2 separate regions of the Homo sapiens genome follow, and region 1 is linked to region 2. Evidence: read pairs that join two places in POLR2A ChIA-PET (ENCODE). Cell type or tissue: PC-9. All regions are shown on one strand. Each heading gives the region's core, and the rest is flanking DNA. Links, peaks and the distances in the headings are about the cores only.

What was found. Peaks named below come from ENCODE experiments on the same cell type or tissue, not always from the same donor. Only the 100,000 strongest peaks of a DNase experiment are listed, where the experiment ranks them.
Region 1: POLR2A ChIA-PET joins it to region 2 with 10 read pairs; 2 of 35 experiments call an interaction of 5 or more read pairs at or near these places.

Annotation. Positions count from the first base shown.
Region 1 is chr2:9,748,936-9,757,255 of GRCh38, reverse strand. It overlaps LOC124905969 (a long non-coding RNA gene), which reads right to left and starts at 4,424. Exons shown (of 3, transcript XR_007086205.1): 1 at 4,288-4,424; 2 at 2,993-3,455; 3 at 2,403-2,865. RefSeq lists enhancers at 19-541, 2,569-2,718, 2,616-3,402, 3,403-4,189, 6,082-6,151 and 2 more. In PC-9, for the core only: no CTCF peak of the experiment used is centred there; DNase peaks (open chromatin) are centred at 2,955, 3,475, 3,905 and 4,485; H3K4me3 peaks cover 2,640 bases; H3K27ac peaks cover 3,412 bases.
Region 2 is chr2:10,053,703-10,062,022 of GRCh38, reverse strand. KLF11 (KLF transcription factor 11) reads right to left here. Exons shown (of 4, transcript NM_003597.5): 4 at 7,187-8,320. CYS1 (cystin 1) reads left to right here. Exons shown (of 3, transcript NM_001037160.3): 3 at 3,065-5,550. The coding sequence ends at 3,170. Among named protein-coding and RNA genes, the nearest start is that of KLF11, 14 kb to the right of the region's middle. RefSeq lists enhancers at 1-825, 826-1,688, 2,547-3,489, 3,490-4,433. In PC-9, for the core only: no CTCF peak of the experiment used is centred there; a DNase peak (open chromatin) is centred at 4,262; H3K4me3 peaks cover 1,123 bases.

The sequences.
Region 1 (8,320 bases), core at 297-8,296, 310 kb after region 2:
AGGTCCAGGCAGGAAAGATGCCAGCAGTCCCACATCAGCTGAGGTGTTCAAACACAGTGGTGTCCCCTAAGCAGGGAGACTGCAGAGGGGATTCAAGCCCTGGGCAGGGGGCTAAAGTAGGCCAATCCTGGTTCTGCAACTGTCCCTGGCCCAGCAGCTTGTTGGCTGTGTAGCGTCTCAGGCACTCCCTAAAGGTCAAGGAGTCTTGGCCGAGACTTCGGCTCACCCCAGCCCAGCTTCTGCTCCTGGCCGGGAATGGTGTTTCCTAACCACACGTCCATGGAGCAGGAAGGTACGCCTCCACCCGCTCCCATTCCTTCTCCACAGCTTGCCACAGGGCAGTGCTGGGTTTAGTTCCTCTCCTTATTTAGAGCTGGGGCGTATCAGGTGTGCAGCTGGACAGGTACCAGCCAAGGCAGAGAATGCAAGTCAGCCACGGGTGGCATGTCGGGAAGCACCAGAAGGTGCCAACTTTGGCATCCAGGGCCTTCCTGGACCTGCTGAAATTTGGTCTAAATGTGCTCTTGTACCCGTGTGGAAGGGCTCAGTGCAGCCTGGGTCTGGGATTTCAGGGAGCAGAGTATGATTCTGGATGGGTGATTTAGCCGCAAGTGAGAGTTTTTACTGAGCCCAGCAATGGGCAGAGCATGGTTCTGGGGGTGGCTGGCTTGGGGGCGACACAGACAGGTAAACCAGTTGTCCGTGTGAGTGGAGGGGGCAGAAGTTGATAAGAGCAGGGAGTGACGGGCAGGGGGGTCTGGGAGCTCATTTCTCATAATTAGGTGTTTTCATGGTAGCTTTGTGCTGCCGCCGACAGAACCCCTTGTTGGGATGAACTTGTAGTGGGATGATATTTTAATCTCCCATATTCTGTTAGTTTGCCAGAGCTGCCCTAACAAAGTACCACAAACTAGGTGGCTTGAAACAATAGAAATTCACTGCCTTGCAGTTCTGCAAGCCAAAAGTCTCTGATCAAGGTGTGAGCAGGGATGGTTCCTGCTGGGGCTGTGACGGAGACTCTATTCCAGGCCTCCCCAGCTCTGGGTGGTTTTCTGGCCACCTTTGGCATTCCTGGGCTTCTAGACACGTCACCTCAATCTCTGCCTTCGTGTCCACGTGGCGGTCTCCCTGTGTGTGTGTCTGTGTCAAAATTTCCCCTTTTTATAAGGATACATTCATATTGGATCAGGGCCCACCCTACTCCAGTATGACATCATCTTAACTTATCACATCGGCAATGACCTAGTTCCAAATAAGGGTCCTTCGGAGGCACCGGGGGTTAGGACTTTGTATTCGTTTGCGGGACTGCTATAACAAAGTACTGCAGACCCAGGGGCTTAAACAATAGAAATGCATTTCTGCCAGTTCTGGAAGCTGGAAGTCCACGACCAAGGGGTCCGCAGGGCTGGTTTCTTCCGAGGCTTCTCTCCTTGGCTTGCAGAGGAACGTCTCCTCCCCGTGTCTTCACCTGGCCTTTCCTCCGGGCATGGCTATGTCCATATCTTCCCTTCTCGTAAGGACTCCAGGCAGATGGGATTACAGCCCACCCACATGACCTCATTTTAACTTAATTACACTACTTCTTTAAAGGCCCTTTCTCCAAATGCAGTCACATCCTGAGGTACAGGGGTTAGGGCTTCAACATATGGATTTTGGAGAAACACAATTCAGGTCATAAGACTTCAACATATCTTTTTGGGGGAAACAGTTCAACTCATAACACACACTGTGAAGCAGTTTTATCTCTTGCTGCAAACATTTCCTCAGCTCCCATTCTGTGCTGGGCCCCGTGCTAGAAGCCGGGGGAGCCGTAGCATCACCCTTCCAGGAGCCCCGTCTGCAATGGGTGACAGACCAGTCGTGACTGTAGCTCGTGTGACAGCTGCCAAACTAGAGGCTCAAGGGTGAGGGGCTGGGAGAGCTGAGAGGAGCCACACTCGCTCTGTGGGGAAGTGAGGCAGGAAAAGGTAACTGGACAAGGCTGACTGGGAGGTGGCCAGACCAGCAGGAGGGTGGGGGTGTTTCAGGCAGGGGGGCCACACTTGCAGACGCTCAGAAGCACCAGGGAGCCTGGCACATTCCGGAAACTGCAGCTGCTTCCTCCGAACCTTCTGGGCATCTGCGAGGCCCTCCTGACCTGGATCCCTAGCACCCCGACCCAGTTCTGTGAAGCGTGTCTCTGGGCGCTCCTGAAGGCAGGACTGAGAGCTCCTGTCCCTCCCCTTGCTCCGTTTCCATGTTCTGGGAGGAAAGAATGAATGGAAGTTGCGAGAAACTGGGCTCACATGTTCAGCAGTCGGCATTGACTGAACAGTCCTGTGCCAGGTGCCTCACTTGCCTTGCATTTTTTTTTTCAGTGTAAATCCACCCTTTATTGCCTCCAAAAAGATATTTTCTACAGCTTTACCCAGGTATAACTGACATTTAATGAAGCAGTACAATTTGATGAGTTTGACATGTCTACACCTGTGAAACCGCCCCCTGAAGCCATGTGCCCCTCTGTCGCCCGTCCCTCCTGCCCCTGCCCACCCTCTCTCTCCAGACAGACTCTGATCTGCCTCTGTCACTGTGATGAGTGTGCATTTTCTAGAAACATCTGAATGGAATCATTCTTCACACACTCTTCTCCCATCTAGTATAAGGAGGTGACGTGGAACTTTCTGAGAAATGGTCAAACTGTTTTCCAAGGGGGCTATGCTGTTTTCCGTTCCCGCCAGAGAGGAGTGGGGAGGTCAGGGGGGCAGCTGCCGTTCCGGCCAGCACTGATTGTCTGTCACTGTCGCCGTGGGCGTGTGGTGGCATCTCACTGTGGCTTTCATTTGCATTTCCTGGTGGCGAATGACTCCGAGGTTTGGTTCTCACGGCCTGCCCGTGAGGTAGGAGGTGTTGGCCCAGTTTCCCAGGGAGGAGGCTCAGGAGCAGAGCCATGGGGTAACCTGCCCGAGGCCACCCCGCCCCGAATGGGAGAACCGAAGCTGTCCCTGTTGCTCACCTTCTTCTTTCCTGAGCTGGTAGATCTCTTGTGACCCCATTAACTCTGAGCCCCACCGGGTGTCCGGTCAGGGCAAGGGACAAGCTGAGGGAGGAAGAAGGAGCCGCCAGCTTCCCCGCCCCAGGCTCTCTGTCTTCAAAAGCAGCAAACACGCCCGGCCCTCAGCATGGAGCCTGGCCAGGGGCCCCTTCTTTTCTATCAGCCTCAAGTCACTAGACGCCCATAGCGCGCTCCTCTTCTCTTCTATCAGCAGGAGCAGAGTCCCCCAGCGAAGTCTCCCCGCTCCCCACAGAGCCCCTCCAGCCCGGCTCCCTCATCCCTGGAGAGGATCCCAATCTCCTCAGAACTCACCCTCCCACGGCTGCCTCTGCTGTGGGGACTCCCGAGGCTGTGGACAAGTGGCTGGAGGCACCCCCCGTCGGAGGGGCGGGTGGCAGGAGCGCCTCTGGGGCGGGGCAGCCACCTGGGGAAGAAAAGGGGGGGCCACGGGGCCCTTGGGTGCCCGGCCCGCCCCATACACAAGGCCAGCTTCCCTCTTAGCACACAGGGCTGTGTCCCTGACACAGATTAACCAGACCCCAGAGCGGGGGAGTTGATGGCTCTGAGATAAGCTTGTGCCCCCCACCCCAAGTCATGGTGTCAAATCTAACTTAAGGGGTTTCTCAGCCAAAATGCCGTTTGCCACCAGGACTGTCCCAACAAAGGACTTTCCCTCTCCCCTTGGCTACTCTTTCTCTTGGTCTTGGTCCTTATCGCGATCCTCAGCAGCACAGGCAGGCTGTGTGTGTGTGTGTGTGTGTGTGTGTCTGCACTTGCACACGTGGTGTGCCAGCAGCTGCGGAGTCATTTGGGCCTGAGTTCTACGACTGAATCCTGTTCCCCTGCGAGGCTTTGTCCCGTTAATGAACTCTCTGTGATTCATTTCACTTCTCTGCATAATGGGCATGACACAGCCTGGAAGTTGGGCGTGATAAGTCAGTTAAAGGGGAAGTGTCATGTCCAGAGCCTCTGCCTGAGCCTGCACCAAGCAGGCACCTCCACAGGTTTTCTCCCCACTTGTGCCCCTTACTTTTGCCCTGGCCTGCGTCCTGAGCCAAGGGACGGAAGGGAAGGTCTGTGGGTCGGTTCCAGGCGGGGGTAGAGCCCTGAGCTGATGAGGGTTCTGAGCCTGGGGTCCACCCTGACAGTGGAGAACCTGCAATGCTGGGCCAGGAGCCTGAACTTCAGGCTGCCAAAAGTAGAGTAACTCAGCAGGGGCGAGTTCCCAGGGCCCGTGTCCCCTTCCTTCTCCTCACCTCCAATAGCAAAGGGAGGGGTCAGCGGCTGCCCGCCTGTGATAAATCCGAGAAGGAGCCCGGCCAGCCCAGATGTAGAAAACGGCCGACTTGCTCTCGGAGTTTTGTAGCTGCTTTGACTAAAAGCAGCATCACCCCCACCACACCCCAGTGCAGAGAAGTGAACCAGCGCTGAGTCACAAAGCACAGCCCCAAACCTGCCCTGGGCCACAGCCCGCCCACCGCACCCCCAGCTTCCTGAGGTTGGGTCATGGGAGCAGAGACCTGAGAGATGAGGAGGTGCATTGAGGTCTGGGAGGAGCATGCTAAGCCCATGGGATGGCAAGAGCAAAGTCCCCCAGCAAAGGACAAGAGAGCGGCCAGGGCAGCCGTGCCCGAGACTGAGCCTGGAGGGTGATGGGCAGCAGGGACTGTCCGGAGCCTTGTTGGCCAAGGATGAGTTCAGTTCTCATCTGAAAGCCACCAGAAGGTTTTAGGCTGGGGAAGGGCAGGATCTCATGCTTTAGAAAGGCACTGCTGGCTGGGCGCCGTGGCTCATGCCTGTAATCTCAGCACTTTGGGAGGCCAAGGCGGGCGGATCACGAGGTCAGGAGTTCGAGACCAGCCTGACCAACATGATGAAATCCCATCTCCACTAAAAATACAAAAAAAATTAGCTGGGCATGGTGGCACGCGCCTGTAATCCCAGCTACTCAAGAGGCTGAGGCAGGAGAATCGCTCGAACACAGGAGGCGGAGGTTGCAGTGAACCAAGATCACACCACTGCACTCCAGCCTGGGTGACAGAGCAAGATTCCGTCTCAGAAAAAAAAAAAGGAAAGAAAGAAAGGAAGGAAGGAAGGCACTGCTGGCTGCGTGGTGGAAACCAGTCTGCTGGAGGGCAAGAGTGGAAGAGGCCATTGCAGTCACTCAGGCCAGCGGAGACGTGGGTCTGGCCGGGCCACGGCAGTGGAGGCGGGAGGAGCGTAGGGTGCAGGGTGCATATTCTGGCTGCAGAGCGGGGTTTCTTGGGGCGCTGCTACCGACATTTTGGACTGGAAGACACTTCACTGTGGGGTCTGGCCTGTGCACTGTAGGGTATTTAGAAGCATCCCTGGCCCCAATCCACTAGAAACCCATAGCCCTACCCACCCCCAATTATGACAATAAAACATGTCTCCAGACATTGCCAAATGTGCCCTGGGGGCCACGGTCCCTCTGGGCTGAGAACCACTGCTGCAGAGCCTGCAGAACTCAGGGCTAGATTGTGCATGGATTTGGAGCGAAAGAGAGAAAACAAGCACCACCAGGGGTTTCTCATCTCAGCAATTAAGTGGGGCAGTTACTGAGTTCAGGAAGCCTTGGAGCCAACGGCCGCTGTCAGGTTGAACACTGGAAAACAACATTGGAAACTACAGTCTGGAGCTCAGGGAGTATCTGGGTTGAAGGGAGAGACGGGAATGTTGCTGGGGTGCAGCTCTCCAGGGACAGAGTGTGGACGGAGAAGAGCCAAAGAGACAGCTCCAATGTCACAGCCTCAGAAAGAGCGGACACCAGGCCAGTGGGCCTCACAGGAGCCAGGGGAGACACTTGCAGGAGCAGGAGCAGGAGCGGTCTGCTGGGTCAGATGCGGGGATGTCTGAGTAGCATGCGGACAGTGAGCTGGGTGAGGAAGGAGGGAAAAGCTAAGCCCCTTCCCAGCTGCAGGCTTCCTACCTGCAGCAAGCTCAAGACAGCAGAGGCAAGAAGACTTCATTTTCACTCAAATTCAGGACGGGACATTTAACCTTCCTGCAGTGAGACAGTTTTTATTAACTAAGAGCAACCAGAAACGTAATAGGATTGCCTGAGTTTGCAGCAGTGGCCGAGAAGAGGTGATTCCCCTGACTAAATCAGGACAGAGGAAGGAGTTGCTTTGTGATTTGATCCTGAAAGTGCTGCTAATTCAACGCATTGGCCACATTTGGTCTGTAGGCACAAGGCCAGGGTTGAGAGAGCTGCTGATGGGGGACCTGTGATGGCCTGGAGCCCAGCCCAGCCTGTCAGCTGTAGGTGGGACTTCCCAGACCCGTCCAACCCAAAGCTCCACCACAGAGAGGAGACAGCCATGAACTTGAGTACAGGTAAAACAAAGCAGAATTAGTGAGTGCTACCATCAACCTACATGCTGAACACTGGGGAGAATAGAGGAGGAAGCCACGAGTCTGACAGGGGTGAGGAAGGGTGGAAACCAAGGAGGGCTGCTCTGAGGAGGTGACACTTAAACTGGGCCTTGAAGGGAGAATTTCAACAAGCAGAGAAAGGAAATCATTTTTTGTGAGTTTTTAGGGTACTCCCTCCAGTAACTCCCCTCTCCCCCAACTCAAATGGACTATTGTGATATGGCCAGAACAAAGCTAGGCACTTTCTTATCTAGATTTTTCCATTTCACATGCAAAAGAGAAAAAAAAAATCACCTCTGATTTTTCTCCTTGGGATGTTTCATTCTAAAAAACTAATTCATTCAACATTTATTTATTAAGCACCAACTACATACCAGGCACGATTAGCATTCTGTGTTTTAACTCACTTATCCTCCGTAGTCCATGGAGGTGCGTACCAGTATTATCCCCATTTTACAGATGAAGCAACTGATGGACAGAGAGATTAAGTAACTTGCCCAAAGTCTCACAGCAAGTACCTGCAGAGCTGGGATTTGGGCCCAACTCTAATAGTTGGGGTCCAGAGTCTGAGAGCTGCACCATTACTGTCCGTGGCCCTTTCTTTCATGGAAAACTCAGGGCGATTGGCCATTTGCAAAGGAGGAAGAAAATGCACCTGCCGCTTCTTTGATCATCTTCCATGAACAGGTGCAATACTTCCCCGGGTCTGAGGCCAGTTCCTCAGTTCATTCATCCCACCTGTTCCATGAACAGGTGCAATACTTCCCCAGTTCATTCCATGCCACCACAACTGGCTTCATGGCTCTAGTTTGTGGTCAAAGCATCTGCTCCCACCACTTCTGGGGCTAAACTGGGAAAAGCGAAAGCCAATGTAGCAGGCCTGGGGCAAGGGCTGATCTCTCCTGGAAACCAGGAGACAGCTTGGAGAGCTTGGGCTCCAGACAGGTATCTATCACAGGCCAGTTGGGCTTCCCTTGCAGAACCTATGGGAACCTGCAGGATGAATTAGCTAAAACTCCCCGTGGCCACTCCAATGCTAAAAGCCATATAGCTGGTCCTCTCAGCCTCCCGTGACTTCTCTCTTGTCCACATGCCCCGCTGGGTCCTCCCAGCCACCCGTGCCCTGCCATGCAATCAGGCGTCCAGCTCCTGCTGACCTTCCTGTCTCCCCTCCATCACCTTATTTCAGGTCCTCAGCATTTCTCACCCAAGCAGTTGCAATAACTTCCTAACCAGTTTCCCAGTCTCCAGGCCTGCCACCCCCTAACTCCCAATTCATTTCTTAAAGTGAAGCTTTATTGTACAGCTTCCCCTCTGAAGAAACTTTGGTGGCTCCCCAATATCCTACTGAAATAAGTATAAACTGCTCAACTTGGCAATCAAGCTCGCGTTCATCCATCCCAGGCCACCAGCCCCCTCTCTTACTGATCCCCTCCACCTCCTCTGATCTGTCCTTACCCATCCCCTTGCTGCCCCTACCCCCCACGATCAGCCCCACAGCTTTCTCTCCACCTCTCCATGTCTGAATCTGTTATGATCCAGCTCAAGAAAGACTTCTTGGACCATCCTAGATGAAAGCAATCACTTGCTTTGAATTTCTGAGGCTCCTTTCATCAGGTATATATTGCCTTGTTTGATTCTCCAGACACCCATGAGTTGCCTAATGCCACCCTGGTGTTCTTCTCCCTGCCCTACATAGGCTGGGCACAGAGGCAGTGAGAACAGCATGACACAGGCTTTGGGACCACCAAGCTCTAGCTCTGTCATTTGCAAACAGCTTTACCTGGAGTAAGTCTTGAAATACCTCCTGTAACATTTCCTCTTCTGTTAAGTAGGAATAGAAAACTACTTCCCACGCTCTACGAGAATTAAATGGGGGCAATGCATGTAAAT
Region 2 (8,320 bases), core at 8-8,007:
AAAAAAAAAGCATGACTTTAGGAGTCCCTGCTGATGGAAAACCTGACAGTAAATGAGAATTTAAACAAAAATTCATTTCTTGACTCCCTCAAGAGTGGTGAGACTTCCCAAGAATCCCTTTAGGATCAATTTTTCCCTTTTATCTGTGTGCCCCCACCCAAGCAGGGGAAAGAAAGAGCTTATGGCCCCACCTGGCTCTCTAAGCCCCACAAATTGCCCCACGGTGTTGGTGGAGTGTTGCCAGGCAGACAGGGCAGGGGTGGCTGTGGAGCCCAGTGGAGCCTGACCTCTCACAGACCCAGGACTGCCTACCGTCCTACTCACCCTAGCCCCAGGGCTGCCCGTCAGCTTCCCTTGCGCCAGTCCCTGCTCTCCTTTCTCCCCAAGATTCCACCTACAGGGCATGTCGGGTGCTGAGTGAGACAGGACGAGTGAGGAGAATGGCTGTGTGAATCTGGACAGCCACCTCCCCCAGGGCTCAGCTTCACATCCACAGGCAAGCAGGGGGCTGCCTGGTGAGCCCAGAGGGGCTTTTATTCCTGTGGGGGTCCCCAGGTCCAGAAGTGCTGCTTGGGATTCCTGTTGGCCAGGAGATCCTGTTGCCCTTGAGGGTGTCTGGGCGTCCCGTGCCCATTTCTCTTCTTCCCAACAATCCTCAGGGGAGGTGAGCCCAGGAGGATGGTGGGAAACAGGAAGGGCAGTGGCCGGGTCTCTCCTCTGTACTGGGTGCTTTGCTGGTCCCTTACTCTGCCTTTTTGTTTGTTTGTTTGGTTGGTTGGTTTTTCTTTTTTGAGATAGGGTCTTGTTCTGTCGTCCAGGCTGGAGTGCAGTGGTGCAATTTCAGCTCATTGCAAACTCCACTTCCCAGGCTCAAGTGATTCTCCAGCCTCAGCCTCCTGAGTAGCTGGGACTACAGGCGCATGCCACCATGTCCGGCTAATTTTTGTACTCTTTGTAGAGATGGGGTTTCACCATGTTGGCCAGGCTGGTCTCGAACTCCTGAGCTCAAAGCAATCCACCTGCCTCGGCCTCCCAAAGTGCTGGGGATTATAGGCATGAGCCACTGCGCCGGGCCAGGCATGAGCCACTGCGAAACTAACAGCATCGCAGCGACTTCTGTTGAGTGCTTCCTTAGTGCCCAGCTCTGTGGTAGACACACCGCAGATGGCGCCTGGTCCAGCCCTCAGGCTGGACTCGTGGAGTAGCTGCTGGGTTTTATCCACAGGGGCGTGAGGCCTGGTACATGCCTTGCCCACAGCCACACAGCGACTGCGTGGCAGAGCCAGGTGAGATCTGCCTGGCTCCAGAACGTCTGCATTTCCACTGTGTCTCAGGGCTGCAAGGAACACATATTGCCTTCAGTGCTTTCACAGACAGGCAGTGTGCCAAGAGCCCTGCAGGCGTCAACAGTGACCACGCAGCTGTTTCTGCGCACTGGCCGCGGGCAGTGCTAATAAGTATAGTCCCTGGAGCCAGCTGGTCAATAGGGGCATGACGTCTCCGGGACAGGGGAGGAGTGTGTCCCCTGGACGCCTGGAGGCCCTCTGCTAGATGCCGATCCTTCCTGGGGGATGAAGTCAAGTGGCTGTGCCAGGAGCCCAGCTCTTGCCCTGAGTTCCCAGAGAGCCAGACGGGGACCCGGAGGCTGTGCTCTGAGCATCAGTGGGAGTAGTCAGAGGGACATTTAAGTCCATCCAGCCCAGCCCCCCAAGCTCGCAGAGGGGGAACCAGGCCGGGAAATGGGGGGCGGCTAGCCCTAATGTCTGGCAAGTGGCAAAGCAGTTGGCGGTGTTCCCATTGCCCAGAGTCCCTGGCTGGCCACTGGGAGGGCAGCATCCAACACCTGGCTGTGGGCAGCTGGCCTGCCTCTCCTGGACCCTGTCAGCTGCAGACCTGCACACCCCCTTCCGAGGCAGCATCTCCAGGAGGCAGCACCCAGCCTGACCGAGGCTTCATGCCCTGCCCTGGGCTCCCGGGACTGCCTCCTGCAAAGGTCTGCACATTTCGACACAACCGTGGCAGGTCCGGGGGCAGTCAGCACCACCCAGGTGTCCACACAAAGTCCAGAAGGTCTGGGAGAGCAGGACAAGCCAGCAGGGTCCAGGCTGGCGCAGCCGCTTTCTGGAACCCAGGCAGCAGGAGCAGGAGCTCTGGTCTCGGTCCCTCTCAGCTGGGCTGCCAGGTGGGCTGAGGGACTGGCGGGATCCTGAACGTGTGGTTCCCCACAATGAGCAGCTCCTGTGAGACCCCAGAGGGTACAAGCACGGACCGATGTCGGCAAGCAGCCAACATGACAGTAATTCCCTTTTATTTTTTATTTATTTTTTTTGAGACAGAGTCTTACTTTGTCACTCAGGCTGGAGTGCAGAGGCTCATTCTTGGCTCACTGCAACCTCCACTTCCTGGGTTCAAGCCATTCTGCCTCAGCCTCCTGAGTAGCTGGGATTATAGGCACCCGTCACCCCACCCGGATAATTTTTGTATTTTTAGTAGAGATGAGATTTCACCACGTTGGCCAGGCTGGTCTCGAATTCCTGACCTCAAGTGATCTGCCCACCTGGGCCTCCCAAAGTGCTAGGATTGCAGGCATGAGCCACTGCGCCTGGCCGTGATTCCCATTGATTAAGGCTGTGGTGTGCTCGATTCCACATCACATGCTGCCCATGCATTATCTTATGCTTCAGAACGACTCATGAATAAAGTTACGTGCTTGAGAAAAAACACCGAGGCTCGGAGACACACTGGCCTTGCCTGAGGCGCGCGGGTGAGCCGCAGAGCTGGGATTCAAGCTCGGTCTTCCCACCCCAGAGCCCGTCCTCCCTCAACCAGGGCAGGTGCTGGCTTCCACTCTGCGAGGGCTCAGCGTTGTGGGAGATGAAGCGGACGCAGTAGAAGCCTGCTGGTGGATATGTGCTGGGCGAGAGCGCCACAGGGTGTCCCAGGGCAAAGACTTCGGTTTGGGTTTCAGGATGGGCCCACTAGGAGCCATTGTGGTGGCCAGGGGAAATGAGTGTGAACGCACCATCCTGCCTCCTGACAGCCCTGTCCCATTTCTGACCCACAGAGCCCCAGGCAGCGGTCGCAAGAAGCCCGAGAGGCCGGCAGCCATCTCCTACGACCACTCGGAAGAGGGGCTGATGGCGAGCATCGAGCGGGAGTACTGCCGCTGAGGACAGCATGCTCCACCCCCGCCAGGCCTCGGAGGCACCTGCTGGCTGGGGCACCCTCTGCTTGCACAGAGCTCTAGCAGGAGCTGAACCACCTCCAAAACGCAGTCACTCCCGGATATTCAAAGCTGCCCTTTCAAATCCACTTTCAGACCGCGCTGACCTGGGCCAGCCACTGGCGGTCATGGTTGCTGGTGGGGGCGATTAGCTGTGTAGACCCACAGGTGCGTGGGCCTGGGCCGCCGGCGCCTCCTCCCCAACGCGGGGAGCCTGCCCAGTTCTTCTGGAGCCTGAAATGCGTGCCCCTCTTGGTTGCCCGCTCTCCACAGTGGGGAGGGCTCACGAGGACTAGGTGACACAAGCGAGCCCCTCCTGGCATCCGCGCCACAACACTTCCGGAAGGTTCTGCTGTGGAAGGTGCACCCGCGCTGCTCCCTCAGTCTCGGGCCCATCTCTCCAGGGGTGGCCGGGTCAGCTTAGTGCTTCTCAACTTTAACTCCCTAATGAGCAGCCTGGGGGTGCTGTTGACTTGCAGGGCCTGAGGTTCTGTACGTCTAACCAGCTCCCAGCCCAGGCCCGAGCTCCGAAGCCCCAACTGCACTTTGAGGAGCGAGAACCCCAGCTCTGATCTGCCTTGCAGTGGGAGGTAGAGCTCGTCACTGCCTCTCTGGGCCTCAGTTTCCCTCTCTGGAAAATCAGCTCTGGCAGCTCTTGGAGGCCCTCCCCAGCTCTGACAATCTGGAACTGCTGCCACTGCTGGTCCCCTGCCCCAGGCACAGCAGTGCCTTCCCTGCGGGGAGCCAGCGCCCAGGTCCAACCGGGAGAGGGTCTGCCTGATACTGGCTTTCCAGTTCTCCCTCTCACAGGCAGCCTGGCCAGTGCCTGCGGGGCTTTTAAATTCTCTTCCTGCCTGGGTGGAAGGTGGGAAACCACAGCAGTGAGGCAGGAAGAGCCTTGGAATGTTCCTGGTTGACAGATGGGAAAACTGACCTGCCCAGGACGCCCTGGGAACAGGGGGCGGAGCTCCGGCTAGAGGGGACTCCTGTGTGGGCGGGCAGGTCTGGAGCCTGGGCCCAGGTGTGGCCTGCTGGGGGACAGCTCCGGGGGAGAGCTGTGGGGAGAACAGCGGTCTAGGGAGGCAGGAGGCAGGCGGCAGGCTCCTCCCCAGCAGCCTGCAGGGCATCAGGACAGAGGGGGAAGGAGGAGACAGAAGGGAAAGAAGGAGATAGAGGGGGAAGGAGGAAACAGCGCGGCTTCTGCTGAAGCCAGTACAAGCCTGGTTATCTGGCTTGACCCGCCCACACGGAGGCCTCCCCAGCGTTTTCTTTTTCCCGAGAAGAGCTCCAGCTCGCAGGTCCTTAGAACACAGCAGAGCAGGAGCATCTCAGGAACCAACGGCCAGCTCCTTGGCGCTGTCCCCAGCCCCACAGGCCTGCTGCGGCCATCCGCAAACGGGCATTTCCTTGAACTTTTGAGAGTGCCTTTGACCAGCTGTTCGCAGCTGGGAAACTCCAACTTTTGAAGTCAGAGCTTGGAGCGGCCCCCGCAAGGGCGTGGCTCAAACCCTCCCCAGAGCTGGGAGCCATTGCTTATGCAAGCCCGTTTCTTTTGATGTAAAGATGGAAGTCGTTACTATATTTTAATAATGCAAATACATCTTTTAAAATAAGTTAACATTTCTTACCACCAGATGGATCAGGCTTTGAATTTAAACATGTAAATGTTTGTAATTTTATGTCATTTTGTTAAAATGGGACGCTTTCAATTGGTTTCCAAGAAAGATGATACCTCTGCATTTTCTGGTGGAAAAGGTGTAATACCCTTAATGAGATCAAAGTGTTAGGGGAAAAAAATTCCAAAAGTAGTTACAAGCTATATCAATGTCAAAGTAAATGCACTTCATCAAAGCTAAGAAGTCACAGGAATTGTTCTCAGGTTTTTAAAAAAATTTTTCCTGAATTCAGGAAGTGTCTTCTGAATAGCAGCTAGCCAAATAAAGCGGTGTGTGTGTACTGCAGCTGTAGGTGAACTTAAAAATAATAATAAAAAGAACAAATAAAGCAGTGTGTACCAGCCGCTGAGCCGGCCCTGTCTCTGTCCTGTGAGACGGAGGGGCTGTGCCTGGAAGTAGAGGGGTGGGCGTTGCTGCAGCCTGCAGCCCGGCCCGAGTCTGTCCCAGTGCCTCCTGTGTGCCTGGCACCTCCTCAGGCATCTTCCTGGCTGCCCCATGTTGCAGCTGAGCCTCAGCGTCCTGCTAGAACTGCGTGTGGGATTTGCTCACTGCCAGGATGGGACTGTGGCTGGAATGGAGGCAGAAAGAAACACATCTCAAAGGCAAAAATGACGCACGTTGTTGTCTGGAAAAATCTTAAGTGACCACAAATGTGTCTCCCGGTTTCTTTTTTAGTTTTCTTGAGACAGAGTCTCACTCTATTGCCCAGGCTGGAGTGCAGTGGCGCGATCTCAGCTCCCTGCACCCTCCGCCTCCCAGGTTCAAGCAATTCTCCTGCCTCAGCCTCCCGAGTAGCTGGGATTACAGGCATGCGCCACCACACCTGGCTAATTTTTTTGTATTTTTAGTAGAGACGGGAGGGTTCACCATATTGGCCAGGCTGGTCTCGAACTCCTGACCTTGTGATCCGCCCGCCTCTGCCTCCCAAAGTGTTGGGAATACAGGCGTGAGGCACCACACCCGGCCATGTGTCTCTGGTTTCTGTAGTATGAGAGTTCCTCGAAGATGCTACAAAGCCGCAGGAACTGAGGAAACACTGTCCACCCCTGGCTCTGAGAAATGCTGGGTGTGTTTTCTTAGGGAAGGAGCAGAGTCCTGCTGTTGCCCTCCTCCTGACATGTGTGTTCCCAAGTCTCTCTTCACCGGCCCGTGGGCTCCTAGCCTCACCCAGGAAGGGACCTCCTCCCTCGGCTGCTGTTGGCTCAGGTTCCCTGCGCCTCCCTGAGACAGCCCTTTCTAAGACACTTTCCTCTGCTGTTCCAAAGACCTAGGGCCACTTGTCCCCACTCACCCACGTTGCCTGGACACCTGCTGCTGACATTGATTGGTGGATCCGTGAGAGCATTCTCTGTTCCCAGCAGTGGGGCACGCTCGTGCACGTGTGAGCACATGGGAGAGCATAAGGCTGTCGAAGTGTAGCCAAGCACCTCACGGAAGAGAGAATCCGTGGCTTTTTTTTTTTTTTTTTCCTTTTTCCTTTCTGGCAATAATGAGGCAGGAGAAAAGTCTTGTCAGTTGCCACGAGAGGGATAATCACACTTGCGGCTCTAATACTTCCCTCTAGAAGGAGGCTCCGTAATCAGACCTTTTGTGTGGTGAGGGTCTGGACCCCCTGGGGACAAATCGGACTTTCTGAGGTGGGCAGGGGCTGTGTTTTCTGAGGACATATGGCAGCCTTTAGTTTTAAGAGTTGGGAAGGAAAAGAAGGAACAGTGAAGCCTGTGGCTCCATGATGTACTTTGCAATCCTGGGCCAGGGGTGGAAGGAAATAATGGAAGACTTCCAAGCACTTCTTCCAGAGTAGCTGGAAAACCACTTTCAATTCTACCTCTTTGCAGCCACCCCCTGGCACAGGAAGGGCACGAGCACTGACGGCCACAGGGTCACCCGGCACACTACTGGGTCTGTCTGGACCAGACCCACTGCCAGAGTGGCCACTTCACATGTTGGCTTTTTGAGACAGCGTCTTGCTCTGTTGCCCAGGCTAGGGTGCAGTGGTATGATCATAGCTCACAGCCGCCTCGAATTCCTGGGCTCAAGGAATCCTCCTGCCTCAACTCCCCAAAGTGCTGGGATTAGAGGTGTGAGCCACCATACTCAGCTCGCTTCACACATTTTTTTTCAGAAAGAACCCTCCAAAGAACCCAAAGAAACAGAATAAAACTCCAGAAAACAAAGAGGAGAGTTTAGTTTGAGCCAATACACAATGAATTTTATAGATTCTTCCAAAAAGTCTCTAGGTATACTTAGGCCACCAGGTACAGTTAAATGACACAGGACACACATCCAATGTAAAATCAAGTTTTATATGATTCAAAGAGAAAAGTTACATTACACATGCTCGTTTAAATAATGTCAAAGTCTGTTACATAAAACATAATTATGAAACATTTTAAGTCTTATCATTCAAACTACTTAAAAGGCTCAAAGTCACAAAAGATCAAGCAAAACTGCCCAGGCAATAAAGTGCACGAGGGGAGCCCACCTCTCCAGCGGCCGTCAGCACCCAGAGCCGCCAGCTGAGGGCTCCATGCCGAATCCATACACAAGGTTTGTGGTTCTCAGAAGAGTTTTCAGACAGGAACTGTTTCCAACTTAAAATCTTTCAACAGACAAATGGAGGTGGAAGGGGGATGGTTTACACAAAGTATTTCCAAATGTAATCAGGAAATGGAAGTGTAAATTAAAACCGTTTTCAACATGTATCTCCTCTTTAGAAATATCACTGCTTGGAGAATGTTGTGACAAGCAACCAAATACTCAAAAGACCTTATCCACCAGAATACTGGCAGGACTCACATTACTTTGCATGTCATAATTAAGAAAAATATCCAAATTTGATGCCATTTATAGTGTGTACAGTCAAAAATGTGTATGCTGATTTTGATGAGCAGGAGAAAGGACTGGGTGGTGAGGAAACATGAACTATGCACAACATGAGACAACTGTGCTGTCTCACGAAGACACGACACTCACCTATGGAGTGTCCAGACTGAAAACCTCTGAATAACACACACATTTGTGTCAAGTAACAGCTGATACTAAGGGGCAAGTTAACAGGTATCAAGTCACACACAATGAATGACCAGGTGGAGATTTTATCAGACTACAAAGAACAAAACACAAAACCTAATTTTATTCAATATTCCACCTTACCATCATTTAAATAAAGGTAAATGCTGGTAATTAACATAGACAAAATTTAAATACATACTGCACAATAAAAAAAATTCCCAGGCTACCAAATTAGTGCAACATTCTGTATGTTCCTACATTTATTCCATTGCCTGAACTTCCAATGTTTAACAAAAACCAGTATCAGTGGCTTCTTGAACACAGGTGGCCACATTCTCTCGGTTATCTACGTGCTCATACAGTTGAAAAATATTGTCCATCTATTTTCTAGGTAGACTGTAAAACA